Linked DNA regions of Homo sapiens: regions 1, 2 and 3 are each linked to region 4. The links are chromatin contacts, found by Hi-C or POLR2A ChIA-PET in ENCODE. All regions are on one chromosome and are shown on one strand. Each heading gives the region's core, a stretch centred on a gene start or an enhancer-like site at or near the end of the contact. The rest is flanking DNA. Distances are from core to core; before and after follow the strand shown.

Region 1 (2,700 bases), core at 101-2,600, 1.8 Mb after region 4:
CAGTGAGCCATGACTGCACCACTGCACTCCAGCCTGGGCGACAGAATCAGACCTTCTTAAAAAAAAAAAAAAAAAGGCCGGGCGCGGTGGCTCACGCCTGTAATGCCAGCACTTTGGGAGGCCGAGGAGGGCATATTGCCTGAGCTCCTGAGTTTGCGACCAGCCTGGGCAACACGGTGAAACCCCGTCTCTACTAAAATACAAAAAATTAGCCGGGTGTGGTGGCGGGCGCCTGTAGTCCCAGCTACTCGGGAGGCTGAGGCAGGAGAATTGCTTGAACCCGGACAGTGGAGGTTGCTGTGAGCCGAGATCGCGCCACTGCACTCCAGCCTGGGCGACTGAGCGAGACTCCATCTCAAAAAATAAAAAAATAAAAAGAGGAAGGGAACGGAAGGGAGAGGGAGGGAGGGAGGAAGAGAGGAAGGGAGTGAAAACATCCACTGTGAAAACTGAGGGAGCGGGAAAGGGCTGTGCGTGGAGGATCCAGAGACCTGGTTTCTAGAGCAAGCCAGCTGTCAGGAACTTGCTGTTCGCTCTTGCTAACGCATCAACTTCCCTCTGCCTCAGTTTCTGCATTCGTAGCACCAAGGGCGTGTTCTAGGCGGTGAGATCCTTTCTAAGCCTCTAAAACCCCGTGGTCTGGTCCCCTCTCCATTCCTGTCCAGGGGAGCTCCTCGGGTGAGACGGCAGACCGTGCAACGCTGCACCTACACCCTCCCTCCTCGAGCTGGGCATCTCCAGGCTCTGGGAAGCCCCCCGCCCGCCCCCAGCCCGGGGGTCCCGAGACCCCTGCCAGAGGCTTCACAGTCGGAGGTCCCCCCGCTGCCCCTTCAGCTGCGACAACCGCCAGTGCACTGGCCTCAAGCAGTCGCCCGAATCCCCTCAAGCCCTGGACGCCGGCTAGCCCCCTAACACGTCCAGCTCGCACTCGCCACTGCAGCGGCGAACTGCGTTCCCGGCCGGCCAGGGGCTCCGCGTTCATTCTTAACCTCAGTCTTAAAGTTCTAGCTCACCCGCCTCCTCCTTAGCAAAGGGACCGCCTTCTCGCCCATGCTATTGGTAGGTAGAGCCGTCCCTCAGAGAAGAGGCAGGTCCAGATTCCCTTCGGAGGCTCTAATTGGCCTTCTTGACAGTCACTCGCCTGTATCTGGCTTACGATTGGTCTTTGGGGGACGAGGACTAGGCACCCCCTGCTTGCGGTCCCTCGGCCCGTTTTCCTGCTAGTGGAGTGCCGGTGTCCCCTCCTCTTGGTTGGACCTGATTGGCTCCACCTCCCGATCTGAGCATTGTGATTGGGTGCAGCTGCGCTGGGCGGGACGGCCTGGAGCGTCGGCCGTTGGCGAGCGCTCTATCCTTGTTCCCCTCCCTTCTCTCGTCAGACTCCGGCGCCGGAGCTCCACCCCCACTGACGGGTTCTGATTGGCCGCTTCTGACGCGTCTCGGGGCCACGATTGGTCCGTCCGGTCCCGGACACCGCTCCCTCCCCCTTGAGGCAACTACGGCGGCTCCAAGGAGGGGGTGGGGGAAGGAGGGACGGCCGGTCCCGTCAGTCAGGCAGCGGGAGCCGCCGGGAGCGGATGGCGGCGGCCGTAGCGGCTCCACTCGCCGCCGGGGGTGAGGAGGCGGCAGCCACGACCTCCGTGCCCGGGTCTCCAGGTCTGCCGGGGAGACGCAGTGCAGAGCGGGCCCTAGAGGAGGCCGTGGCCACCGGGACCCTGAACCTGTCTAACCGGCGCTTGAAGCACTTCCCCCGGGGCGCGGCCCGTAGCTACGACCTGTCAGACATCACCCAGGCTGGTGAGTGCAGCCGGGCCCCGGGCCCAACCGGGTCCCTCATTTGCATAGCCCCACCCCGGGCCCCGCCCGGCCCGGGAGTCGGGCCCGCCCCTTCACCTGGCGGCCAGGGTTGCTGCCCCTCCTGATTGCCCTAAACCTGCAGCCATCCTCTCCCATCTTTGAGAACCCCCTAGACAATGAACGTGCTTCTCGTTTGCACAGAACGCCCTGCGCCTCCGAGCGTTGGGAGAGATTCCTCCTTTCTCTTTATTTGCATATCTGCGCACCTGTAGGATGGTCCCGCCCCTCACCTGGTTGGCTTATTTACATGATCTCTTAACCTCAGCTCCAATCGGTCTATGAAGCAGTCCCCACGAGCTCCTCTAATAACTGCTTTCTCTCCCTCTTCATCTACACCTCTTAACCCCCGTCCCACCGAGATCCGAGCAGCCCCGGGCACCCCCTTCCCAGTGACTGGCCCCTAAGCCCGAGGTTTCTGCTTTCTGTGCCGCAACCCCGCCCCCTAAGGTCCTGGCCCTCTCCACTGTCCACGCAGCTCTCCAGCCTATGGGAAAGAAACAAATCTCTACCTCCCCTCACTCTTTTCTCCCTGAGCTCTTCCGCCTATTATCCCCAACCGGCTTATCTGAGATTCCTCCTCCTCCTTCCTAAGCCTGTGAGGTCACTGTGGAGCCTGTGACCTCATAGGGATCTTAGAATTCCCATTTCAGTTTCTGCTTTCCCCCGGGGGAGGGACTTGAGGCCGTTGCTGGAGGGAAGGAAATCTTATCTCCTAGCTGGGAGTGCTGGCCAGCTAGAGACTGTCCTTCCACGCCTCCACCCGCAGGATCTGTCCAACCATGCACCCTCCACCCTGGTGTCTGTGGATGGTAGGGGGTGGGGGACTTAACTGTGACAGGTGAG
Region 2 (2,700 bases), core at 12-2,511, 1.5 Mb after region 4:
CCTAGCCAACATGGTGAAACCCCGTCTCTACTAAAAATACAAAAATTAGACGGGCGTGGTGGCAGGTGCCTGTAATCCCAGCTACTCGGGAGGCTGAGGCAGGAGAATTACTTGAACCCCAGAGGCGAAGGTTGCAGTGAGCCAAGATTGCGCCATTGCACTCCAGCCTGGGCGACAGGGCAAGACTCTGTCTCGAAATAACAATAATAATTTTTAAAAGTTAGGCGGGCGTGATGGCCTCCCCCTGGAGTCCCAGCTTCTCAAGAGGCTGAGGCGGGAGGCTCGGTTGAGCCCGGGAGGTGGAGGCTGCTACGACTGCATCAATGCACTCCAGCCAGGGCAGCAGAACAAGACCCCATCTCAATAACAAAACAAAAAAAAGCAAAAAAGCACGCTTTTCGTGCATGTATAAACAGTGCTTCTTCATACTCAAACTCTTAGCTCTATAGCTCTGATCTGCAGAGAATTTCAAAAACCAAGCCACAGCTAGTTATTTGGCCAACAGCAAATAGGCTGAACCACAGAAAACGGTCCAATGAGCCATTTCATAGGATTCGCCCTCATAAAAATTACAAGGGGGAGAAAGAAAAGCGACGCGGGTGGAGTGAAACGGCATGAAACGGGGACAAGATGAAGTTAAAAACGGCTCACCTGTCATTCCAATCGTCCCCTCGACGTCTTTCATCTCTCTCGCGGGAACGGTCGTAGTCGCTGCGCTCTCTTCTGAACTTGTCCCTGCGCCTTCGATCGTACTCGTCATCACTGTCACCCATGGCACGGTCTGAGGGGGCCTGGGGACCGGGGAGAGGCGGTAGGAGTGGTGCAAAAGGACGAGCGGAGGAAGGGACCGTCCCTCGCGGGCAGCTCGCCCGCTTCCCTCCCGCCAAGGCCAGCCCTCCGCGGCCCCCACCATCCTAGGCCTGAGAACGCGGCTCCAACACCTCCACTCGCCCCGAGTTTCTCCGCGCCCGCCCCCGTGGACCCCGGTTCCTCTCCCGCCCCAGCGGGGCCCCCCAGGCTCCTCCCCTCCCCCACCTTGGTGCGGCCGCGGCCGTTGGACTCGCGCTCGGACGGGCTAGATTTCAGGGCGACCTGGGTCGCGGGCGCGCGACGAGGACTTCGAGGAGGGCGAGACGGAGACGGAGCTCTTGAGTAGAGGGCCGAAGAGAGGCGAACAAAAGTGGGACAACCGGGGATGGGCAGTAGCGCGCGCAGCCCGCGCTGCGCCTGCGTCACCCACGCCTCCGAGGCACAAAGCTCCACCCTCGCGGCCGGAACTGGAACTAACAAACCGAGCGCGAAGGGCGGGGAGAGCAGGGCGTGATGGGAAAGGGGCGGGGATCTCGCAAGTCTCGCGCGGCTTTTCGAGACGATAACGGCTCGAGCGTTAGGAACTACGGGACCTCGGCTGGGCCAAGCGCGGCCTCGGGAGGCGAACAAGCCCTCTGGGCGCGAAGGGAGAGCGGAAGTCGAGGATCGCGCGACCCCAGATGTGTCGGGGTCCTAAGACGGTTCTCATCCAGCCATGTTCCCCCCACGGGCCTCCTGACCTCACCGGGGGTGATTTCGTCCCCTCCTCGGGCAGGGCGTGGGCTTGGGAAGCGCGGGCGCTTAGGGGATGGAAGGTGGAAGCAACCATTTTAAAGCATCGTATCCCACCATTTTCTGCTCCAAATATCCAGCCAAAATTGGGTGCCACAGTGCGCACTAAATGCAAAGTCCGCCGTTCCTGCTTTTCCTCGACAAAGACGCCCCGTCTTTAAGTAAAATTGGCAGATCTCAGTCTTAACCCCGCTCAGTATTTGGATGAAATAGGCTGTAAGTTAACGCCCTAAACAGAGTATGGACCGCCCAGATTCAATGGATTACCACCCCCGGGAGTAACACCAAGGCCCCTCTCAGTGAATTGAGTGTGAGACTTAATAGGAAGACCAGCTGAGATGGCTCACGCCTGCAATCCCAGCGCTTTGGGAGGCCGACGTGGGAGAATCACTTGAGCCCAGGAGTTGGAGACCTGCCTGGGCAACATAGCAAGGCCCCTTTACAGAATATTTAGGGCCAGGCACATTGGCTCACACCTGTGATCCCAGCACTTGGGAAGGTCGAGGAGGGAGGACTTAAGCCCAAGAGTTCAGGACTAGCCTGGGCAACATAGCAAGATCCCATCTACACACAAAAAAATAATAACTGGGCTTGGTGGGATGCCCCTGTGGTCCTAGCTACTGGGGAGGCTAAGCCAGGAGGACTGTTTGAGCCCAGGAGTTCAGGGCTGCAGTGAGCCTTGATTGCACCACTGCACTCTAGCCTGGGGAACAGAGTGAGGCCCTGTCTCAAAATAGATACATAGAGGAAATCTTGCCTCCTCCCTGAGGCGTGCTTGCTCCCAGCACTGAGAGGAGGGTAGTGACGGATTACAAGAGTTGTCAAAAAAAACTGGACCTGAGTCAAAAAGACCCAGGTTCCACCATTTAAGAACCATGCAATCTGGGGGAGTCACCTCTCAGCTCTGACATCCTCACATGTAAAAATGCAGACAGTGGCCAAGGGCGGTGGCTCACGCCTGTAATCCCAGCACTTTGGTTGGGTGAAGCGGGCAGATCACTTGAGGTCAGGAGTTCAAGACCACCCTGACCAAGGTGGTGAAACCCCGTCTCTACTAAAAATACAAAATTAGCCAGACGTGGTGGCGGGCGCCTGTAA
Region 3 (2,700 bases), core at 107-2,606, 1.1 Mb after region 4:
AAATTAGCTGCATGTGATGGCATGTGCCTGTAATCCCAGCTACTCAGGAGGCTGAGGCAGGAGAATCACTTGAACCCGGGAGGTGGAGTTTGCAGTGAGCCGAGATCACACCACTGCACTCCAGCCTGGGCGACAGAGCTAGACTCCATCTCAAAAAATAAAATAAATAAAATAAAATAAAAATAAAAATAATAATAAAAAAAAACCTGTGCATGGGAATGTGCATGGGAAAACACTTGACAAGCGGCACTCTGCAGGGTGGTCTCCCCATCTGGCCTAGAATCTACCAGGACGAAGGGACTGTGCAGAACCTCAAGTGATCCACCTGCCTCGGCCTCCCAAAGTGCTGGGATTACAGGCCTGGGCCACCGCGGCCAGCCAAGTAGTTCTTTTCAATACAAAGACTATGTAACTATGTTACCGAAGGTTAAAGATTTGATACGGGGTTGACTAGAAATTTTTGTCATTTCAGCCCTTTTATGGGCTAGCATATTTTGTACCGGCACTCTCGGCACATAGACATTTAATATCATGGCTTATCCAAAATTCTGACTTGACTCTGTATTTTCAGACTGACCTAACTGATTGAATTTAGCAGCAATGTTTCTAGACACCTGCACTGACTAAACGATTCCAGTCATCATCTCTTTGGTTTCTCCTAGGTCAGACGAATGATAGTGAGTGGTGAATCCTTTTACAGAAACCAGACTTTCACCTGATTTTTTCTGAGCTGTGCCACGGCAGTGATAAATCGGCTCCCAGGTGGACGGCCACAGTGATATCATGCCACAGTGATAAAGGAGTCAAGGCCTGGTTCCAAGGCCAGCTTGGCACTTGTATGGCCTGTCTGAGCTCTCGGGATTATTGGGAGAAACAAAGGTTTGGAAACGGCCATTCCGCCCCCTCCTGGAGTCTTGCTTTCCGCGTCTCTACCGAGACTGGTGGAACGGGCCTGCAGTCCCAGAATTTTGGGAGGTGGAGATGGGAGGATCATTTCAGCCCAGGAGTTCGAAAACAGCCTGGGCAACATAGCAAAACCCAGTCTTACAAATAAAAAAATTTTAAAAATTAGTCGGACGTGATGGCACATGCCTGTAGTGCCAGCTACTCGGGAGGCTGAGGCAGAAAGATCGTTTGAGCCCAAAAGTTGGAGGTTGCAGTGACCCGAGATCGCGCCACTGCGCTCCAGCCTGGGCGACAGAGTGAGACCCTGTCTCTAAAAGAAATACAGGCCAACCCTGCAGAACCGCGTCTGCAGCCCGGGCTTTGTGGCTTCTCTCCGACCCCCTCCCAGTCGCAGACGCGCCCGCTTTCCGCCCCGCGCGCCGGAAGTGGCCGAGTCCCGTCGGCCCTGCGGGCCTCTCTCCGTCGCCATGGAAACGAAAGCGGCCAAGTAGAGCTCCGTCCTGACGCGCCGCCTCCCGTGGGCTCCGGCCGGCTAAGCCGCGGCGGACAACTATGCTGAAAGCCAAGATCCTCTTCGTGGGGCCTTGCGAGGTAAGTCCTGGCCCGGCGCGGCAGAGGGAGCGGGGAGCAGGCCTCGGGGCCTGGGCGAGCGCAGGTCCCCACCCGTCTGATCTGCGGCTTGCTCCCGGAGGCGGGAACCCGGGCCCACCGCGCCCATCCCGACTGGCGCCCCTGCCCTTTCCGTGAACTCGGTGCTTTCAGACCTTGATTCCAACCACTGCCCGGAGGAGGTAGTGGAGGCGAGCCCGGTGTTAATGAGCCCCGAAGGCCCAAGGTACTGAGTGGCATCATTGGAACCATAGCCTAGGTTTCGTGACTCTTTCTTTTGCCCCCGGGATCCCCCTAATGAATGCGTCTGTGGGTCTGGACTTTTGTTTGAGACAGGTTGTCGCTGTGTCGTCCAGGCTGGAGTGCAGTGGTGTGATCATAGCTCACTGCAGCCTCGACTTCCCTGGGCTCAAGCAGTCCTCCTGCCTCAGCCTCCTGAGTACCTGGGACTACAGGCGTGCACCACCACGCCCGACTAAATTTGTTGTTTTTGTTTTGTTTTGTTTTTTTGAGACAGAGTCTCGCCCTGTCACCCAGGCTGGAGTGCAGTGGCATGATCTTGGCTCAGTGCAAACTCCGCCTCCCGGGTTCAAGCGATTCTCCTGCCTCAGCCTCCTGAGTAGCTGAGATTACAGGCCCACGCCATTACCCCTGGCTAATTTTTGTATTTTTTGTAGAGGTGTGTTTTCACCTTGTTGGCCAGGCTGGTCTCTGCTGACCTCAAGTGATCCGCCAGCCTCGGCCTCCCACAGTGCTGGGATTATAGGGATGAGCCACCGCGCCTGGCCTTAATTTGTTAATTATTTGTAGAGACAGGATCTTGCTATGTTGCCTAGCACCTAGGCTGGTCTCCAACTCTTGGGCTCAAACAGTCCTCCCGCCTCAGTCTCTCAAAGTTCTGGGATTACAGGCATGAGCCTTTGCTCGAGTCCTGGGCGTTTTACTATATGGTCCTGGAACCATTGGCTATTAATGTGTGTGTTGGGGGCGTGGTAGTGGGGATCACATCTACATGTATACTTCACATCATCCACAGAAATAAAGCTCAGATGGACTAAGGCTAAATGCGTTTAAAAAAAAAAAAAAAAAAAAAAGGCCGGGCGCGGTGGCTCACGCCTGTAATCCCAGCACTTTGGGAGGCCGAGGCAGGCATATCACAAGGTCAGGAGATCGAGACCATCCTGG
Region 4 (2,700 bases), core at 152-2,651:
TATAGCTACCTTAAAAAATTATATTTACACACACACACACACACACACACACACACAGCCATTACCCATGACATCTCGGACAAATTCTGGGGGAGGTCGAGGTGCCCATTCACTCATTTTCTCTGGAATTGGAACTGCTTTGTCCTGCAACATTTAAACATGAAAGCATTTAAGTATAAACCTGTTGACAAAATTATATATCTCCCTCTCTTTTTTTAGAGACAGGTTCTTGCTCTGTTCCTCAGGCTGGAGTGCAGTGGTGCAATCAGAGCTCACTGCAGCCTTGAACTCCTGGGCTCAAGTGATCCTCCCGGTTCAGTCTCCAGAATAGTTAGGACTCTCAGGCGTACACCACCACACCAGGCAATTTTTTTATTTTTGTAAAGACAGGGACCCACTATGTTGCCCAGGCTGGTCTTGAACTCCTTCCTGGCCTCGGACCATCCTCCCGCCTGGCCTCCCAAAGCGCTGAAATTACAGGCAGGGGCCACAGCACCCAGCCCAAGTTACATCTCTTAAGACCAAAGAATTTTAATTGACTAATGAAGCAGGACTGCTTTGCTACTTGGACACAGAGCTGATTTTGTGTTCTTCCCTCTGTCGTGGCTTTTTTCATCCTATGTACTCTTGGGTATAACACAGTCCACACCTTCCCAGGGCTACGCTTTCCAGAGCAGAACTGAAAAACCTAAGCCATAGTTTCCAGCTAGAAACCGCCAACTTTAACACTACTAGATAAGAAGAGTCAAGCTTTTCTAGTTAAAGGTATAAAGGACGTTCCCGTTCAATTGTTTTTATGATTGAGGGGACCGAGGCCCAGAGGGGGTGTGAGCGGGAGAGGAGTGACCAGCTCCAAACGTCTCGGCCACTGTCTCTCTAACGATCAGTGTTGTTTAGAGTATACCCTTTTGCTAACCCACAAATTCTACCTTTTCAGTCTAACGCTTTTTGTTCACAGAAAGTTAAACCAGAAGGGGTCTTGGAGCACGGGAAGCCGCTCCACCGTGCTTTGATTCAAGCTGGGCTCTCACACAAGGACAGACGGGAAGTTCACTATCTCCGGGACAGCCTCCTTCTCCTCCTCCTCCCCAAAGACTGCTCTTGGAGGGTCGGATACTGAGTTTCTGAGTTTGGAGGCGGGGAAGGTGGACCTGCGGGAACCCTGAAGCGCTGCAGAGGAAGGGGGTGGGCCTCGGACGGGCCGTGGAGCCTGGGCCTCGTCTCACCGGGTTCTTCATGAGCCGCTCCAGCTTGAGCTTCTGCTCCTCCGCCGCATTCTTGGGGATGACGAGCGTCTGCGGCTCTTTCTTGGGCCTCGGTGGTCGCACCGAGGAGGCGGCTGGGCTAGCCATGGCAGCCTTCCAGTTTCACAAGCGAGCGGCGGCGTCGGCGCGCAAGTATGACGACACAGCCGCGCGCCGGCGACGCATACGCAGTCTCCGCAGAGGGGAACGGAGGCGGGGTTGCAAGGCGCAAGCAGCCTGCTGAATATTCATGAGCCTGAGGCTGGCGTGGGTTATTGTGTTCAAAGCTGCGGGGTTTCATTTCCTGTTCCTGAACAACAAATCAGTGCAGCTAGATGCTCACGTCCCTGAAGGGGAGGTGGCCCTCCGTGCCTGAGTAGCCTGGCCCTAGCCGACCTCTCCAGTCCCCGCGGGCGTCTTCGTGCCACCGAGCAGCCCCGCTGATGCTCTCGGCACCTCCTCCCCGTCGGCTCTCCTCGCCTCCCGGCTTTGTCCGGGCACTTCCTTGGATCTGGTGCCCCCTCCTCCATTTCTGACAATCTCCTGTTTACATAAGACAGCGCAAACATGTCACTGAGCTTCCTGAAGACTGGGACATTCCTCCTTTGTCCGCCTTGAATTACTCTATACCTGGCCCCCCGCAAATACACCTCTGCCAATGAATGACCGTCTCGTAGTGTGAGGCACAGTAATAAACCTAAGGAACCATGTCTGCTCATTCTGCTTGCGAGCAGGATTTCACAAAGGCCGTGACTCGGTGACTGAGCGCAGCCCTCTCCAATAACGCCCTGAACAATAAGCTGGGAAGAGCGAGAGAGAACACAGGTTTCCACCTCTCTTGCCTGAACACTGCATTTTTAGAAAAGACAAGTTCAATGATCCTAGCCCCTGCCTCTTCCTGTACATAATCTCTGACGGGATTAATGATTATGCTTCTATAACTTTTTTTTTTTTTTTAGAGACAGGGTCTCGCTTGGTTGCCCAGGCTGGAGTGCAGGGGCTCGATCATAGGTCACTGCTGCCTTGAACTCCCGGGTTCAGGCACTCCTCCCACCTCAGCCTCCTGAGTAGCTGAGACTACAGGCGCATGCCACCACACCCAGTTAATTTTTTATTTTTATTTTTTGCAGAGACAAGGTGTTGCTGTGATGCCCAGGCTGGTCTTGAACTCCTGGGCTCAAGCGATCCTCCTGCCTGGGCCTCCGAAAGTGCTGAAATTATAGGTGTTAAGTCACCATGCCCAGCCAAGCCTCTGTAATCTGTAACTAGATAATACCCTCACACACAGCCTTGATGAAATTTTGCTCTATTGTTAACTTCTGAGCACATTAGATATAACTTTTTTTTTTTTTTTTTGAGACAGAGTCTCACTCTGTCCCCCAGGCTAGAGCTCAGTGATGCAATCTCGGCTGACTGCAGCCTCTGCCTCCCAGGTTCAAGTGATCCTCCTGCTTCA

Evidence for each region. A loop is a pair of places that touch in the nucleus more often than their neighbours do. ChIA-PET counts read pairs that join two places held with the same protein, here RNA polymerase II (POLR2A). Pooled maps may share reads with other maps.
Region 1: a pooled map shows a loop between it and region 4 (5-fold over the local background). The contact joins the promoter of FBXO24 here to the promoter of PRKRIP1 in region 4. A Hi-C loop is called at or near these places in 1 of 50 pooled maps. POLR2A ChIA-PET finds 5 or more read pairs at or near these places in 2 of 52 experiments (PC-3 and T-cell).
Region 2: a pooled map shows a loop between it and region 4 (9-fold over the local background). The contact joins the promoter of SRRT here to the promoter of PRKRIP1 in region 4. A Hi-C loop is called at or near these places in 5 of 50 pooled maps. POLR2A ChIA-PET finds 5 or more read pairs at or near these places in 2 of 52 experiments (PC-3 and endothelial cell of umbilical vein).
Region 3: a pooled map shows a loop between it and region 4 (20-fold over the local background). The contact joins the promoter of IFT22 here to the promoter of PRKRIP1 in region 4. A Hi-C loop is called at or near these places in 5 of 50 pooled maps. POLR2A ChIA-PET finds 5 or more read pairs at or near these places in 2 of 52 experiments (PC-9 and WTC11).

What each region holds. Positions count from the first base shown.
Region 1 is chr7:100,584,978-100,587,677 of GRCh38, reverse strand. It overlaps FBXO24 (F-box protein 24), which reads right to left and starts at 1,350. Exons shown (of 10, transcript NM_033506.3): 1 at 1,014-1,350. The coding sequence starts at 1,052. LRCH4 (leucine rich repeats and calponin homology domain containing 4) reads left to right here and starts at 1,549. Exons shown (of 18, transcript NM_002319.5): 1 at 1,549-1,797. The coding sequence starts at 1,578. RefSeq lists silencers at 672-791, 1,552-1,981, 2,022-2,071 and an enhancer at 2,213-2,700.
Region 2 is chr7:100,873,664-100,876,363 of GRCh38, reverse strand. SRRT (serrate, RNA effector molecule) reads right to left here and starts at 1,261. Exons shown (of 20, transcript NM_015908.6): 1 at 1,036-1,261; 2 at 652-791. The coding sequence starts at 773. RefSeq lists a silencer at 780-1,009 and enhancers at 1,150-1,209, 1,420-1,469, 1,046-1,711, 1,712-2,376.
Region 3 is chr7:101,320,468-101,323,167 of GRCh38, reverse strand. It overlaps IFT22 (intraflagellar transport 22), which reads left to right and starts at 1,356. Exons shown (of 5, transcript NM_022777.4): 1 at 1,356-1,497. The coding sequence starts at 1,459. RefSeq lists a silencer at 1,514-1,633.
Region 4 is chr7:102,395,064-102,397,763 of GRCh38, reverse strand. PRKRIP1 (PRKR interacting protein 1) reads right to left here and starts at 1,401. Exons shown (of 6, transcript NM_024653.4): 1 at 1,227-1,401; 2 at 66-144. The coding sequence starts at 1,352. LOC100630923 (LOC100289561-PRKRIP1 readthrough) reads right to left here. Exons shown (of 9, transcript NR_038967.1): 5 at 66-144. RefSeq lists enhancers at 883-1,424, 1,206-1,445 and a silencer at 1,466-1,545.